Linked DNA regions of Mus musculus: region 2 is linked to region 1. A link is a loop called in an ENCODE intact Hi-C map of the cell type or tissue named here. Cell type or tissue: heart. All regions are shown on one strand.

The links. Peaks named below come from ENCODE experiments on the same cell type or tissue, not always from the same donor. Only the 100,000 strongest peaks of a DNase experiment are listed, where the experiment ranks them.
Region 2: a loop joins it to region 1, with 8 times the contacts of the local background. A loop is called at or near these places in 32 of 42 quality-filtered maps.

The regions. Positions count from the first base shown.
Region 1 is chr13:46,835,239-46,843,238 of GRCm38, reverse strand. The region is part of intron 4 of Kif13a (kinesin family member 13A); the gene reads left to right. Among named protein-coding and RNA genes, the nearest start is that of Gm22960, 63 kb to the left of the region's middle. In heart, a CTCF peak has its summit at 4,511; a DNase peak (open chromatin) is centred at 878.
Region 2 is chr13:47,010,016-47,018,015 of GRCm38, reverse strand. It overlaps Nhlrc1 (NHL repeat containing 1), which reads left to right and starts at 3,166. Exons shown (of 1, transcript NM_175340.4): 1 at 3,166-5,459. The coding sequence starts at 3,237. The coding sequence ends at 4,442. It also overlaps the pseudogene Gm5790. In heart, a CTCF peak has its summit at 512; DNase peaks (open chromatin) are centred at 3,135 and 4,065; H3K4me3 peaks cover 1,837 bases; H3K27ac peaks cover 917 bases.

The DNA.
Region 1 (8,000 bases):
TAAATCCTTCCTCACCCCAACTTTTTCATGTTTCCTTTTTCTGACCCAGAAACAGTTTGACATAGCTGTGTTCAGAGGGGCAGATAACTGTCACCACAGTATAAAATACAGTCCACATACCACATTCCTTCCCGGCATGGTGTTGAGCCTTTTGCATGTGTGTATGTGGGGGCAGATAGAATGACCAGAAGGTAGAGTCAGATAGGAAATACTGTTGTCCACATTTCACAGAGAAGAAAAATAGAGGTTTGGGAAGGTCCTGCTACCTTTTATAGGTAAAAGCAATGACCAATGTGAATGGAAACAAAAACAGGGATACATTCTATGGATGACGTAAAAACAGGGATACATTCTATCGATGACATAAAAACAGGGATACATTCTGTCGATGACGTAAAAACAGGGATACATTCTATCGATGACATAAAAACAGGGATACATTCTATCGATGACATAAAAACAGGGATACATTCTATCGATGACGTATGGATTCGACTCCTGTCCTGGACATGTCTCGTCTCCCTGAGCCCTAGAGTGGTTCTGTTAAGAAGCCGTGGTGTGGGACTGAGCTGGGAGTGTTAGTACCTGAATCTTCTCTCCAGACAGATGCTGTCCAAACTCCTGAGCCCAGGTGCTCGGCTGAGCACTATTTACACATTTCCCCAAGACCACCACAGCCAGGAGCTCTCGAAGGGACAGAAGCTTGAGCCGGCTACCTTACTGGAGAGAATCATTGTCAAATGCTGTCAGAGCTGAGGGACGCTTCTTTGTCAGCAGCCATTCGTGTGGAGACAGGCTCCCCAGTCGATCTTGCTTTCTTTGCTCCTTGGCTCTCTTCCCTGTGAGTCAGCCACTTCATCTAGAAATAACAACAACAGAAACGGCCAGCTCATGCCAGCCCTAGCAGTGTCCCTGGGTTGGAAATGTTGTCTGGGTAAGACACTCCCTACCATGGTACAAGTAACACTTCCCTGAACGGCCATTCTGATAGCACTTGGATGCCACAGTGGAAAGTGGCCTGAGGCTTGCTTTCACTTCGTGGCCCAGTTTCTCAAGTTCTCTTTACCAGGTCCCTTCACAGTAAACTTCTGAAGTTGATTGAAAAATTAAAATTTGCACCTCCAGGTGTAGGCTTAACGTCTTTGTTCCTTTATCTGAACTAGAGTTTGGTTTCATTCAACTTAAATATGGCCTGAAGTCTCTGGATGTGAGAAATTTTGTGAGCTGCACTCCCCACGCCAAAGGCCTTTGAGGAAGGAATTTGCTTAAACCTCATTCAAATAAGGCCTTCTTCTCCCTTTGAGGTATGCAAGCGAGACCTGTCCATTCTTGTACTATCCAGGTGCTCAGATTTGGATCTGAGCCCCTGCCAAGTTCAGAGTCATCAAAATTACTGTGGCTGTCAGCCCTGTGTAGAGGAGAAAGCACCTTCATAAAGAAGCAGGGCTAGGAGTTGCAGCTCACAAATGCACAGCCAAGCTCCTGCCAGCCCAACTCTAGAGGGAAAAGAGATGAAGAAAAGAAGGGGCTTAAGAGATCAATTTGATCTCGGGTTGGGTTTGTATTGGTTAGCTTCCGTAGCTATAGGGAACCTGAGATCAAACCTTACATAGAGAGAAAAGCTTTGGAGGCCTCAGTTCATGGCTGATTGGCCCCATTGCTTTGGTACTGAGATAAAAGACAGGGTATAATGACTGGCTGCAAGGTAGATTAAAACCTTTAACCTCAAGGTCAAGAAGTAAAGAAGGGAAAACTGGGGTTCTAAGTCTTCTTCATGCGTACCCCCAATAATCCAAGGATTTCTCTACACACTTAGGTTCTTACCATCTAAAAACTCCACTATTTCCCACTAGTACTACCCTGGACAGCAATCTTTAACTTGTGGGACTTTGGAGACATTAAAGACCTAAGCTATAACATCGTTCCAATCTTAGATCCTATACTCTCCCACGTAGAAGTATATTCTGTTCGTGGAAGTCTATACTGTGCCGCACCCTGCTGAAGAGTTCTATCCACTCTGCTGTGTCCATGGTGGTGCTTTTTTTAAATGTGGATTATAAACAACTTGGACCATACCCTCTTTCTTCATTATCCTACTTCCTAGGCCCCGGTCCATCCTGTCTGTTCCGTAGGTAGATGTTGGACACAGGACTTAGTTGTCTTTTCCCTTGTTCCAAGTTGACTCCTTTTAGTGCATTGCTGTCAAGACCCTGAATTGTAAAGACCTAGCATGGTGGCTGGGAGGCCGTTACTGCTGTTCCCAAGGGGTCAGGTGACGCCCACGTAGGGAGACCTGGCGGTGTTGGTTTTTCAAAGATCCGTATCATCCGTGACTCAGTGTTGGGTGACTCAGCTTGCAGAGGTCCCACACAGGAGCTCCTGTTACTGCTCTGACGTCGTGTTGCATGTCTCACTGGGCATGCCCGGGTTTTATAACTTGTCTACATGGTCATCAGAGATGCGATTATAAACCCTGAAGGAAAAGGGCGTCTTGGCCATGCTTATTAACAGTGAGGTCAGATGCGGCATGCCCTGTGGGTTCACTGCAGCGGGTGTGTGAAGCTCAGGGCGGTCTCCAAAGATGCCTCCCTGACACGGGTTCTGCCAGGAAGCCACGGGCCTCTTGGGTTGGGCAGTCTTGTAGCTTTGCTCTGTCTGTCTGGGTTGAGAACAAATACCCATAGATCCTCCTGTTTCCCACAGGACTTCTGAACCTCCCTGTAGGCCTTTGCCTAGACAAACAGCACTCCATTCTGCTTGCGTGTAAACTGTAAACTGTAATTGGGAAGCATTCAGGGTGGGAATATTGCATCTTTTATGAGATCTGCCCAGGCAGTGTTTGAATTCCCTAGTTCCCACCATGCAGCATAAACAGCTGCCTTTTGTGTGTGTGTGTGTGTGTGTGTGTGTGTGTGTGTGTGTGTGTGTGTGTGTGTGAGCCAGGGTTCAGAAGCAGCGGCTAAGTCATTCTTTCCTAGGCTGAGAAAGGTTTTTTTAAAAATACGGACATGAACACGACAGAAGGTTTTTTTTAATGAAAAACCCTCGCAGCTGGGAATGGAACTCAGTGGTTGAACACTTACCTAGCATGTAGGACCCTACGTTTAGCCCCCAGTACTACAGAGGGGGAAAGAAAGACCTTCATTCATCTGGGTCAACCATGGGTCTTTGTGTGGGTCTTTGGGATGTCCAGTGTTCTAAGACAGAGCAAAGAAGCGAAGCCATCCCTGCGCTGCCTGCAGAGACTGTTGTTGATGAGGGCAGAGTCTGCTCCACGGATACATGGTACACTGTGAAGATTTGGTTAACCGTTGGGATCTTGACTACGTTCACAGCTATTCTTCCTGTAATAGTGATTCCCTGATGGTGACTGAACAAAAGAATTGGTTGAGCATAACTGCAGCCCAGGGCTCATGCATTCACACAGCGTCAGGGTGGGGAAATAATGAGAAGTCCATAGAATTGGTCCCATTGGCTTTTTTACTGCTGCTGTTCATTATAGCGTGTTCTTTCCCACTGCAACGTTCTATCCTAATGTTGCAAACGATTGGGGACTAGTTTGCCTATCCTGGATCCTAGCATGCTCCCTCTCTCTCTCTAATGTGAGAAACACTCCCTCCTTACATTTATCAGTGAGACCACAAAGAAAGCTATGAAAAAAAAAAAAAACAGGCAACAATGATTCCTTTCTGAGGACTGCTGTCCACTGTCTCATCCTTTTTACTGTCATCTTTAAAACTAGGAAGCTGTACAGAGCTCTGGCAAGACAGAAGGAACGGTGACTAGCTGGTGACTTCCTTTTTTGCACCAAACTAATGACAAGATGATACTCATTGTAGATAATGACTAAAAACCATCTCAGGCTCTTCGCTAGCTAGGCACAGTGGCTGGTGCCTCTGTGACCAGCCTGATATCCTGGTCATCAGTCAAGTGAAAGAGCGCTCAGCATTTGCCACTTTAAGACATGAGGCCTTCCCAGAGCCCCTCCACCAGGGAGAGGCAGGACTCACAACTAAACGAAAATGTGAGCAAACTCCCGTGTGAAAACTGTGTGTGAAAACTGTGAGCAAAAACTGTAAAGGAAAGAGAAAGGATTTGAGTATTACAAGTTTTGCTTTTAGGGCTGGGCAGTGGTGGCACACGCCTTTAACCCCAGCACTCAGGAGGCAGAGGCAGGCAGGTGGATCTATGAGTTCGAGGCCAGCTTGCCACAACAGCCAGGGTTACCTGGCTTTAAAAAAAATATATATATATATATATATTTATGTTGTATATATATGTGAATTGGTTCTTTCTTCCCACCATGCCAGGGTTACCTGGCTAAAAAAAAAATATATATATATATATATATATATATATAATTACGTTGCATATATATGTGAATCGGTTCTTTCTTCCCACCATGTAGGTCACAGGGGACAAAGTGGGGTCATCAGATGGGAAGTGCTGTTACCTGCTGGGCTATTGCTGAACTTGCTCACTGCTGCCATCTAGCTATGCTCTTTAATATCTGAATATGAAATAACAAAACTGTTGCATGACAGAGTTGGGAAAAATACTTGGAACATGTGTGATAGGCCAACAGTTAATGTCTTTAGCATATATGATAACATGTATGATGGACCAACAGTTGATGTTTTTAGCATGCATTCAGGAAAGAAGCAAGGGAGGGGGGTGTACCAGCCAGCTTATAAAGTGACTCAGAACTCAGACAGCCTATTTACTTAACGTTAAGAGTAAGTGAGCTGGGGCTGGAGAGATGGCTCAGGAGTTAAGAGCACTGGCTGCTCTTCCAGAGGTCCTGAGTTCAAATCCCAACAAGCACATGGTGGCTCACAACCATCTGTAGTGGGATCCGATGCCCTCTTCTGGTGTGTCTGAAGACAGCTACATTGTACTCATATAAATAAATAAGTCTTTTAAAAATGGGGTCTTCTTCCTTCTTGACCTGGCCTAGTCAGGATAATGAGCAGCAGTGACGGGTGTCAGAGAGAAGGCCTCGTGTTTAATTTGGGGAATCCCTGCAATGGCGGTCAGCAGGAAAGTGTAGGAAACTGTAAATCCTGGGAAATGAAAGCGAACGGAGATGTCTGCAGGGTGGGGCTGGGATGCCTATATCAGAATCCTAAGATGGCCAGCTTGGTGTTCACATAGGGGCCGCTGAGATGGCTCAGTGAGTAAAGGTGCTTGCTGCCAAGTCTGGGAAACTGAGTCTGATCTCCTGCCCCACGGGGTAGAGGACGAGGGCTGACTCCTGAAAGTTTACCTACCTGCATGCATGCACATGCATACACATACATACTCACACACTCATATGTACACACACACACACACGATAGTTGAAAATATATATTAAATAAGAGGTTTTTAAAAAAAATGTTCACATAGATGAAGGAAATACTCATTATTTTTGTCTTAAAAAGAATAAGTTCTCTCTGGGATGTGAAGTTATAATAAAATGTATTCCGGTCTCTCAAGGAACCTAGCTGTAGATTTCTGAAAACACATAAGCTTCACAGTAATTCTTTCTATTTTACTGTTTTCCTAGTTGCATCTTAGTATCGTTACTTGCAGATGGAAGGGAGAAAAAAATTTTCTTTCCAGAAATACACGAAAACATTCGCTTTATGCATTTATGTGTATAAACACTTATAAACACACGCGCACACATTTGTTTGCTTTCCAAATTTCTCTCATATCCCACTTATGAATGAAACTTTATTAAATATGAAAAGCCACGGGGCTGATGGCATGGCTCAGCAGGTAAAGGTGATTGCTGCCAAGTCTGATGACCTGAGTTCAAGTCCCAAACCTCACAGAATGAAAAGGTGCGAGAATTGTCTCCTCCTCTGACTTCCACACATGCATCCACACATCCACACATCCACACATGCATCCACACATCCACACATGCATCCACACATCCACACATGCATCCACACAGCCACACATCCACACATGCATCCACACATGCATCCACACATCCACACATGCATCCACACATCCACACATGCACCCACACATCCACACATGCATCCACACAGCCACACATCCACACATGCATCCACACATCCACACATGCATCCACACAGCCACACATCCACACAATAGGTAAGTGTAAATGTGACAAGCTCGGGTTATATTCTGTCATCAAACACGAATGTGTGACGCATGCCTTATGCTCTGTAGAGCTGCAATGGGCCTTGACATCATAGTCTAATAGTTGAAGCCAGAATGAGAGATAAACAAGGAAACACACAAACGAAGCTCCAGATAGGCTCTGAGAGTTTAAGCTCACCATGGAGACCAAGAGCAAGAGCGGCTGATTGATCACCAGTGTCCGAGGCCTGAGCTCCTGACTGGCTATATTCACCAGCGACGAGGTCTTGGCAGATGACAGTCTTTCTGACCCCAGTCACCTGTCATCATATTTATAGGTCACCTGCCATACCTGTGTATCTAAAGTTAGAATAGAAATCTATAAAGTGTGACTACAGATAAAGACACCAACTGGATAGGGAAGCCATCTCTTCCTTCTTGGCATAAATACAGGCAGACTAGTTCCTGGCTTGAGAGCGGGACAAGGGCCATCCTGGGCCTCAGCACAAGCTCACTCCTGTGATACAAACTCACCCCTGTGATCACCACATTTCCCCATTCATGAAGATAGAACCCTTGTGACCTACCTAGTGTTTTCTTAAAGGGCCCTACCACCTCTTGATACTCCTGCTCCGGGGGTCCAGTTTCCAGCCAGTGAACGCTGGGGGACAAGTCCAAGCCCTCACACTTACATCAGCTACTTTGCTTGTTGTGTGACCAAATGCCTGACAGAAAGCCCCTAGTGGGGAAAAGCGTTTATTTGGCTTGCAGTTTAGGGGGCTACATCCATCATGGTGGGAAAGGCATGGTGACAGGACGTAGGGGGGCACTGGTCACATGATGTTAGAAGTCAGGAAGCAGAGAGAGGTGAGTGCTATGCAGAGCTTGCTTGCTTCTTTTTACTCTGCCCAGGAGATGCTGCTACCTGGTACACTCGAGGTGAGTCCTTCCCTCCTCAGTTACATTTTTCTGGAAATACCCTCACAGGCACACCCTGAGGTGGGTTTCCATGGTGAGTCTAAAGCCAATCAAGTTGATGAATGCAAACCAACCCAGTATTCTTGGTTTTGTTCCCCAAGTCTGCAGAATTGAAGTTGTGGATTATGGTCCAGTAGCTAGAAGTCCTGTCCCACCTGTCCCTGCTCCTTCCTAGGGAGTGTTTGACCAGTGTGGAAGAGCAAACGGGATTGCTATGGTCATCTGCTTGGGCTGATACAGCGTTAGAGTGGGCTTGAGTCTGGACCACGGGCAGTTCTACCAAGCCTGAGCACAGCTGAGCTTACTCTGCATCCTGCCTAGGCCAAGGCTTGACTCAAGACTAAGGCCTGGCCTGTCTTTTGAATCGGAGCCCAGAGTGCTTAGAGAGTAAGGAAGGCCCCTTCAAAACAGGAGAAAATACTGATATTCTTATGGGGGGAGATCAAGAGCCTTGTAGCAGACTGCGACTTAAGAGCGGTATTTCAAGTATGTGTGTCAGAGACAGTGACGCGGACAAGCCATGCTGTTGGTGGCTGTGTGCACACACACCTCACAACGCACTGTGTGTTTAGACAAGGCTGTTAAAATTCTGTTTGCTTTTAAAATCTGTGGGTGCTACCAACGTGTCAGGAGGAAGCGCTGTACTGGATGGTAGGTGTTAGAAAGGGAGAGGAAAGGCGATGTAAATTTGGATTTTTTTTTTTTTCGATTCATTTTGCAAACTTTAACCCGCCCCCTTCTCTCTGTGTGGGTGACTCGTGCATTATAATGTCTAAGTCTTTACATAGTTACTGTGGCATGGCTTTCCCCTCTTCAATAATGTTTCTTGTTACAATTGTTGACACGTGTAAGTACTTTATTTTTTATTTTTAAAGTATATGCTTTTTCATTCTGGAACGCTTACATTTAAGGCATACAATCTC
Region 2 (8,000 bases), 170 kb before region 1:
GACCAGGCTGTCAATCAGACTCTGTATCCTTGATCCGACAGAAGAAAGACCAGGCTGTCAGCTTAGGCTGGTAGAGACAACAGAGCAGAGACTGGCGGGTTCCATGGGATGGAGGCAAAGTCTGAAGATTAACATTGCCAAGACCCCTAAACTGTGGGACTCAGACCTTGGTTTTGTTTGCTATTCCTGAAGCTGGAAGCTTTGCAGAGCTGAGAAAAACCTTAACTGCCAATCACATGCCATCCCTTTAACTTAATATCTGGGCTGGCATAGTAGCAAGCACCTGTAGTCCTAGGACTAGGATGGTACAGGCAGGAGGATGGTGAGTTCAAGGCCAGCCCCAGCCTCATAACCAGCGTGAAGCCGACATGAGCTGACCCTGACTCAAAACAAACAAACAAACAAACCTCCTAGTTAAGTGCTTTATAGTAAACCCCAGGAGAAAACTGAGTGTCTTTGCTGCAAAGCTGCCCAACCTAGCCAGCAGTGCTCATGGTGTAGTGCCACCTGTAGCCTCTCAGAGGCAGCAAAGGCCTGAGAAGGCAGAGAAGGAGCTTCAGCAGGCAGCAAGCCTTTGGACATCTCTAGAGGACACAGCTCAGCTGCAGTCAGCAATGAATCGGGGTCTTTGAATAGTTTGGGTGCAATGCTGGAGCGGAGACGAGTTAGATACAAGTAAGGGATCCATCAGGGTCAGTCTGGGAAATACCTTTAAAAGATGACACCTCCTAGGACGGCTCTGCCTTTGTCATGATCTGTGTGGGAGCCACCAGCCCCACTTGTGGAAGTTAGCTTATCTGAATTAGATAGATGCACACTGAAGGTAAAACACACCAGACTTTACTCACTATACAAAATGAGTGTTAAAATGTCTCCATTCATGTTTTCAGGTGATTACAATGTCCAAAGGATGGATTGGACACAAAGAATTCAACTAAATTTTGTTTTTCTTTTCAACTTTTTAAAAGTGGGGATACAAGGGAATTATTTTAAAATGTGGGTTTCCTTACATTTCTGTTGCACAAGACTGGTTCTAAAAATAGTCCAGTTTTGTATCCAGACTGTGTTTCCCGAGTTAAAAACTGTTTCTGAGGGGCTGGAAAGAAGGCTTAACGTGAGAGCACTTGCTGCTCTTGCAGAAGACTTGGGTTTGAGTCTCAGGATCCATATTGTGGCTCACAGCCATCTGTAACTCCAGTTTCCTGGAACCGACAGCCCCGCTCCGACCTCCTATGACACCAGGCATACTGTAGAGAAAACACTTATACACAAAAAGTAAAATAAATCTATTTTCTTATTATTTCTGAGGGGCTGGAGAGGTTGCTCAATAGTTACATAACGCTGGCTGCCCAGTCTGGAGAATCCACATTAGGAACCCTCCCACATTCAGTGGCTCACACCTGCCTATAATTCTAGCTCTCGGGTATCTAACATCCTCTTCTGGCCTCCAGAGGTTCACACAGACGTCCACACAGACACACAGACAGCCTCGTGCACACACACTAATAAAAAACAGTTTTTTTAAATTACTAATAAAAAAACTTTCTATGAGATATTATTTTAGTTGGTGTCTTATTTAGAATGGAAATGCATTTTGAAATCATAGTATCAGCTTGGTTATTCTGGTCTAACATTCAATCTCTGAGATATGTAGTAGTTGATTAAAAAAGAAAAAAAAAAACTGCTTGTTTTCCTTGGCCTTCCAAAGAATTTCTCTCTCGAAGAGTGTTAACACAGGCTTGAGTCCTCCAGTTTCTTGGAAGTCTATGGAACAAGAGGGTAACCAATCATGATCACAGCCTTTTTGTGAATAAGAATGTTCTAATACATGGTTTTGGCCAGCACCTTGTTCATGTAAGACAGTTAACTCCGAAAATGAGAGCTTTGAATACCCCCAATGGATTTCGGAAGATTATACTGACCATAAGATTAGGATACTTCCACGATCATCTTTATTGTCAATCATTTCTCCAGTTTTGAAATATTTCCTATACTTATTTATTTGCAGGTGTATATGTTTATGTGAATGTATCTCACACGTTTGCAAATGCATGGAGACCAGAAGGGGACTCTGGATTCCCTGGAGCTGGGGTTACAGATGGTGCGGAGAACTGAACTCATGTCCTCCAGAAGGGCAGCAAGCACTCTTTACCACTGAGCCATCGCTTCAGCCCCTTTACTTTCAATCTTTCTCGGGATGGAAGGCATTGCAGGGAGGAACCGCTGGCTCGAACTTACCTGTACGTTATAATCCCCTTCACAGTGCCCCTCAGCCCACACTGGTGCAGTTAAGCCTTTGCCAAGGAGACTCAAACATTTGTCATACAAAACCATATCTGATGATCAGTGAGATGCCGTGTAGTCAAACTGCCTGCCTTCCAATCACGGCCTCCATGAGGCTTAAATAAAAGTGAATGAAAACCACTTAAAAGAAGGCAGGCACGAGCGAATTCTATAACTGCTACTAACTAACAAGTTTTGTTGTTGTTGTTTTGTTTGTTTTTGAGACGGGGTCTCCCTTTGTGCCTCTAACTGGCCTGGAACTCACTATGTAGACCACCATGCGAGAAAGCTAACAGCTTTCAAAATATCCCTTCCACACAAACCCACTTCACAAGTATTCTTTTGTTTGTTTTGGTTTGGGGGTTTGTTTTTTTAGGCACTGTAGCCTAGGCTGGCCTCCAACTAACCACCAACAGCTGTTCTCCTGTTTCTGCCGCCTGAGTCCCGGCATCACAACTATCACACCCAATTCTTTGACGTCTACGTAGCTACCTTCTCACAAGAAGGAAAAAACACAGCAGAGAGGAATGCACATCTGCCCCTTGAAGTTATCTTCTTTCTTGTGTCTCTGTCTTCAGAATCTTACTATACAGAGACTAGGAGCCATGTCTTGTTCCTGTCTAGCCCTGGTACCCACCTCCCAGCGAAGCTGACTGGCAGTCCGTTTGGGCACCATCCCTGAGAGACTAGCTGTCACTTACAGGAGGACACGGAGAGACCCACTCATCACACCCCGCCCCCACACCCGCTGACATGTCTCAATCTTTAATCCTGGAATCTTCCACCCGTGACGTGATTATCCCAGGTCTGCGCACGGCGCATGCGGACGACTGCGTCGTGCGTCCGCCAGGGGGTGGCAGTGTGCGCCCTGCGTCAGAGCGCATGCCCCGCTCCGTGACCGTGACCGTGGCCGTGACTGAGGGCTGCGCGGAGGCAGCGGAGCAGCGGGAGCAATGGGGGAGGAGGCGACGGCGGTGGCAGCGGCTGGGGTGCGGCCCGAGCTGGTGCGGGAGGCGGAGGTCAGCCTGCTGGAGTGCAAGGTGTGCTTCGAGAGGTTCGGCCACTGGCAGCAGCGGCGCCCGCGCAACCTGCCCTGCGGCCACGTGGTCTGCTTGGCCTGTGTCGCCGCTCTCGCGCACCCGCGGACGCTGGGCCTCGAGTGTCCCTTCTGCCGGCGGGCCTGCCGAGCCTGTGACACCAGCGATTGCCTGCCGGTGCTGCACCTCCTGGAGCTCCTGGGCTCCACCCTCCACGCGTCCCCGGCTGCCCTCAGCGCCGCCCCCTTCGCGCCGGGGACTCTCACCTGCTACCACGCCTTCGGCGGGTGGGGGACCCTAGTGAACCCCACAGGGCTTGCACTGTGCCCCAAGACCGGACGGGTAGTGGTCGTGCACGACGGGAAGAGACGGGTCAAGATCTTTGACTCCGGAGGAGGAGGTGCACACCAGTTTGGAGAAAAGGGGGACGCAGCGCACGACGTGAAGTACCCACTGGATGTCGCCGTCACCAACGACTGCCATGTGGTTGTCACCGACGCTGGCGACTGCTCCCTCAAAGTGTTTGATTTCTTTGGCCAGATCAAGCTGGTTGTGGGAAAGCAGTTTTCCCTGCCTTGGGGTGTGGAGATCACCCCTCACAATGGGGTCCTGGTGACTGATGCAGAGGCAGGGACTTTGCACCTGCTGGAAGCGGATTTCCCTGAAGGGGTCCTTCGGAGGATTGAGAGGTTGCAAGCTCACCTATGCAGTCCCCGTGGGTTGGCAGTGTCATGGCTCACGGGGGCCATCGCGGTCCTAGAGCATCCTTGTGCCTTTGGGAGGACTGGCTGTAACAACACAAGGGTGAAGGTGTTCAACTCCACTATGCAGCTGATTGGCCAGGTGGATAGCTTCGGGCTGAACCTCCTCTTCCCCTCCAAAGTAACTGCCTCTGCTGTGACCTTCGATCACCAAGGAAACGTGATTGTTGCTGACACCTCTGGTCCAGCCATCGTCTGCTTGGGGAAACCCGAAGAATTCCCAGCCCTGAAGCCTATAATCACTCACGGCCTCTCCCGTCCTGTGGCACTGGCCTTCACCAAGGAGAATTCTCTTCTTGTGCTGGATACTGCATCCCATTCTATAAAAGTCTTTAAAGTGATGGAGGGCAACGGAGGGTGATGGGGATCCTGAAGCCAGGAGTCAGAAATCTTGGTGTCATTGGGAGTGAATTGGTCTCACCCATCCATCCAGACAGAAGTAATGGTAACTGAATGGCAAAAGCAGTTACTAAGGCAGTTTTAAAAGACTAATAATTAAATTTGTCATTCGGTGAATGCCTGTTCCCGTGTTAAGAAATTTGCAGATCTTAGCCTGTTTGCTTCTTAACACACAGCGATGTTAATTCCTATTATCCGTCCACTTGGGAGATGAGAAGACAGACCCAGAGCATTCAGTATGGTTTCTTTAGAGTTGTATTCACTGGGACAGTTGAATTCAGTTCTGGCTCCAAACCACTTGCTCTTAGATATGATGTTAGATGTCGTCAACAACAACAAAAACTGTGAGCTGTGTCTTATGTATGTATGTTCTCCTTACAAGTGGGTAACTGGTAAAGTGCACAAAGACAAGAAAGGGGTCTTCATGGGGATTTTAGGAGAAAAGGGAAGTTGTCCATCACCTTCAGCTGTGAGCTCCCCCAAAGGTAGAGTAGATAGCTTATTACCAGTTCCAAGATTTGAACAAGAAACAAAGTTGAGCTCTTTCCTTATAAGGCAAAGGCTGCCAGGATGATAGTGTGTGCCAGAACTCCAAATCCTGAGAAGTGGAGGCAGGAAGTTCAATGCAATCTGCAGCTTAGCTACCTAGTAATTTTGAGGCTAAGCTGGACTAGTGTGTTCTCTCTCTCTCCCTCTCTTTCTCTCCCTCTCTCCCCCTCTTTCTTCTTCCTCTATGGGCACTGGGAACTATCCCGCAGTGATAATTTGAGAAAAATCTGCAGAGCCACTGCCTGCTAGCGTCATGGGCATATGAGACTCGTGTTAATTAGATCTTGCCCCAGCACATTGATGGCAGAAGTGATTTTGTTTGGTGTGGTAAATCTCTGACGCCTGAAGCACTTTGTGATGGAGGCTTTTCTCTGTGTAATTTGAAATGTGATTCAAACACTGTACTTAATAAACAGTCTTCGTCCTTTTAGAGTGCTGGAAACGTGTCTTGAATGGAAGCACAGCCTTGACAATGTAAGGGCTCCTCAGTGCTGTAATTGAGGGGAGGAGTGGAGAATATTTGGGGTGAAATGCTGATCCTCTCTATTTTTTTTTAAGCAAGCACAAAAATCTTTGAGTTCAGGGATGTTGGAATTATACCAAATAACTTACACCTCTGGGGCAGCATGAAAATGTTTTCTGGGGATGCTTTTGAGAGGTGAGAGTTTGCTTTAGATAAGAACTAATGTTGTGTCAACAAAATGATATCCTTTTATACAAAGAGGCTGTTTGGGGACAAGGTCTTGTACATCTTGGACCGACCTTGAACATGCTCTGAAGCTAAGCCTGACCTTCACTTCTGATCCTCCTGCATCCATCTCCCAAGTGCAGAATTAAAGTCAAGTACCACAACACCAAGGGTTCTGTGGTGCTGGAGGTAGGTAGAACCCAGGGCGTCATACATGCTAAGTAAGTGTTCTACCAACTGAGTTACAGCTAGCTCTACAAAGATTTATTTTATTTTTTATTTATTTATTTATTTATAGACAGGGTTTCTCTGTGTAGCCCTGGCTGTCCTGGACTCACTTGTAGACCAGGCTGCCCTTGAAAATTCAAGAGATCCGCCTGCCTTCTGCCTCTCCTGCCTCCTCTGCCTCCTGCTTCCTCTGCCTTCTGCCTCTGTAGCACTGAGATTGAAGGCACACACCACACTCAGCCCCTATGGTTTTAATAGAGACACTCACTGAAGTATGACTGAAAGTGTCTTCCAAAGGATACGAATGCTGACATCAGGAGCCCAAGGTGAAGGCCTAGCTGCCATGCCATCCCATTAAAGCCTGTGTTTCTTTTTAAATTATTACATACATTTATTATTTATTGTATGTATGTTCACACATGTGCCTGTGTGCATGTACACATGCCATCATGTGTCGAGGTCAGAGGACAGCTTGAGTGACACGCCTGTTCTCGTCTGCTACCATCTGGGTCTAGGGTACTTAACTCACATCATCAGGCTCTGTGGCAAGCATCTTCACTCCCGAAACATCTCCTCCCCTGCCCACACTGTTGCTTTAACTGATTCCATCCCAGAACATCAATAGTAACATTTTGGGCACTGCTCAACACCACTGGTCCTCTAACAGGAAGCCCAGTGGTTGAATTCTTCTCCCTCATCCCGATGCCCTCGGCTGGGCATTGTAGCACACACCTAAATCCTAGCACTATGAGACCAACCTACATAGTTAGAGCCTGCCTCAAAAAAAAAAAAAAAAAGTCAGATAAATTATCACCATAGACCAGTAACTTTACAGCTATTTTAAATATGTAACAGCAAAACTTAGATAGCAACTGTGGATTGATCTTACAGTGTTTTATTTCAGAACCATTACATTTGGATAATGTTAGTGTCTGTTGACCCAATTCAAAGATTTGAGGGGGGCAGGGCCTGCACGCTTGCGCGAAGGACTGGGCAGCGGTTGCCGCGCCCCTCCCCCGCGCGGCACTCAGTGCCAGGCGGGAGGCGGCAGCGGATGGATGGAGGCTTCTCGGGGCTTTGCAGCAGGGACTTCGGTGGCGCCTCAGGCACCCGGGCTCTGACACGATGCGGCGAGTGGTGCGGCAGAGCAAGTTCCGGCATGTCTTTGGACAGGCGGTGAAGAATGATCAGTGCTATGATGACATCCGCGTCTCCCGAGTCACCTGGGACAGTTCCTTTTGCGCCATCAACCCCAGATTCGTGGCCATCATCATAGAAGCAAGTAGGGGAGGGGCCTTCCTGATGCTCCCTCTGCACAAGACGGGACAAATTGACAAATCCTACCCTACAGTGTGTGGCCACACAGGACCAGTGCTGGACATAGACTGGTGTCCACATAACGATCAGGTTATCGCCAGCGGCTCAGAGGCCTGCATTGTTATGGTTTGGCAGATCCCAGAAAATGGACTGACCCTTTCCCTGACTGAGCCTGTGGTGATTCTAGAAGGCCACTCAAAAAGAGTTGGCATCGTGGCCTGGCACCCGACGGCCCACATTGTGCTTCTCAGTGCAGGCTGTGATAATGTCATTATCATCTGGAACGTGGGGACAGGGGAAGCCCTCATCAACTTGGATGATATGCATTCAGACATGATTTACAACGAGAGCTGGAGCTGTAACGGTAGTCTCATCTGCACAGCATCCAAAGACAAGAAAATGAGAGTCATTGACCCCAGGAAACAGGAGATGGCGGTGGAGAAGGAGAAAGCACACGAAGGAGCCAGGCCTATGCGTGCCATCTTCCTGGCGGACGGCAACGTATTCACTACTGGCTTTAGCCGCATGAGCGAGCGGCAGTTGACGCTCTGGAACCCAAAAAAACATGCAGAAACCAATGCTCTCCATGAAATGGACACTAGCAATGGAGTGCTGCTCTCCTTCTACGACCCAGACACCAGCATCATCTACTTATGTGGGAAGGGTGACAGCAGTGTCCGCGGATGAATTCCCATATGTCCACTACCTCCACACATTCAGCGGCAAGGAGCCTCAGTG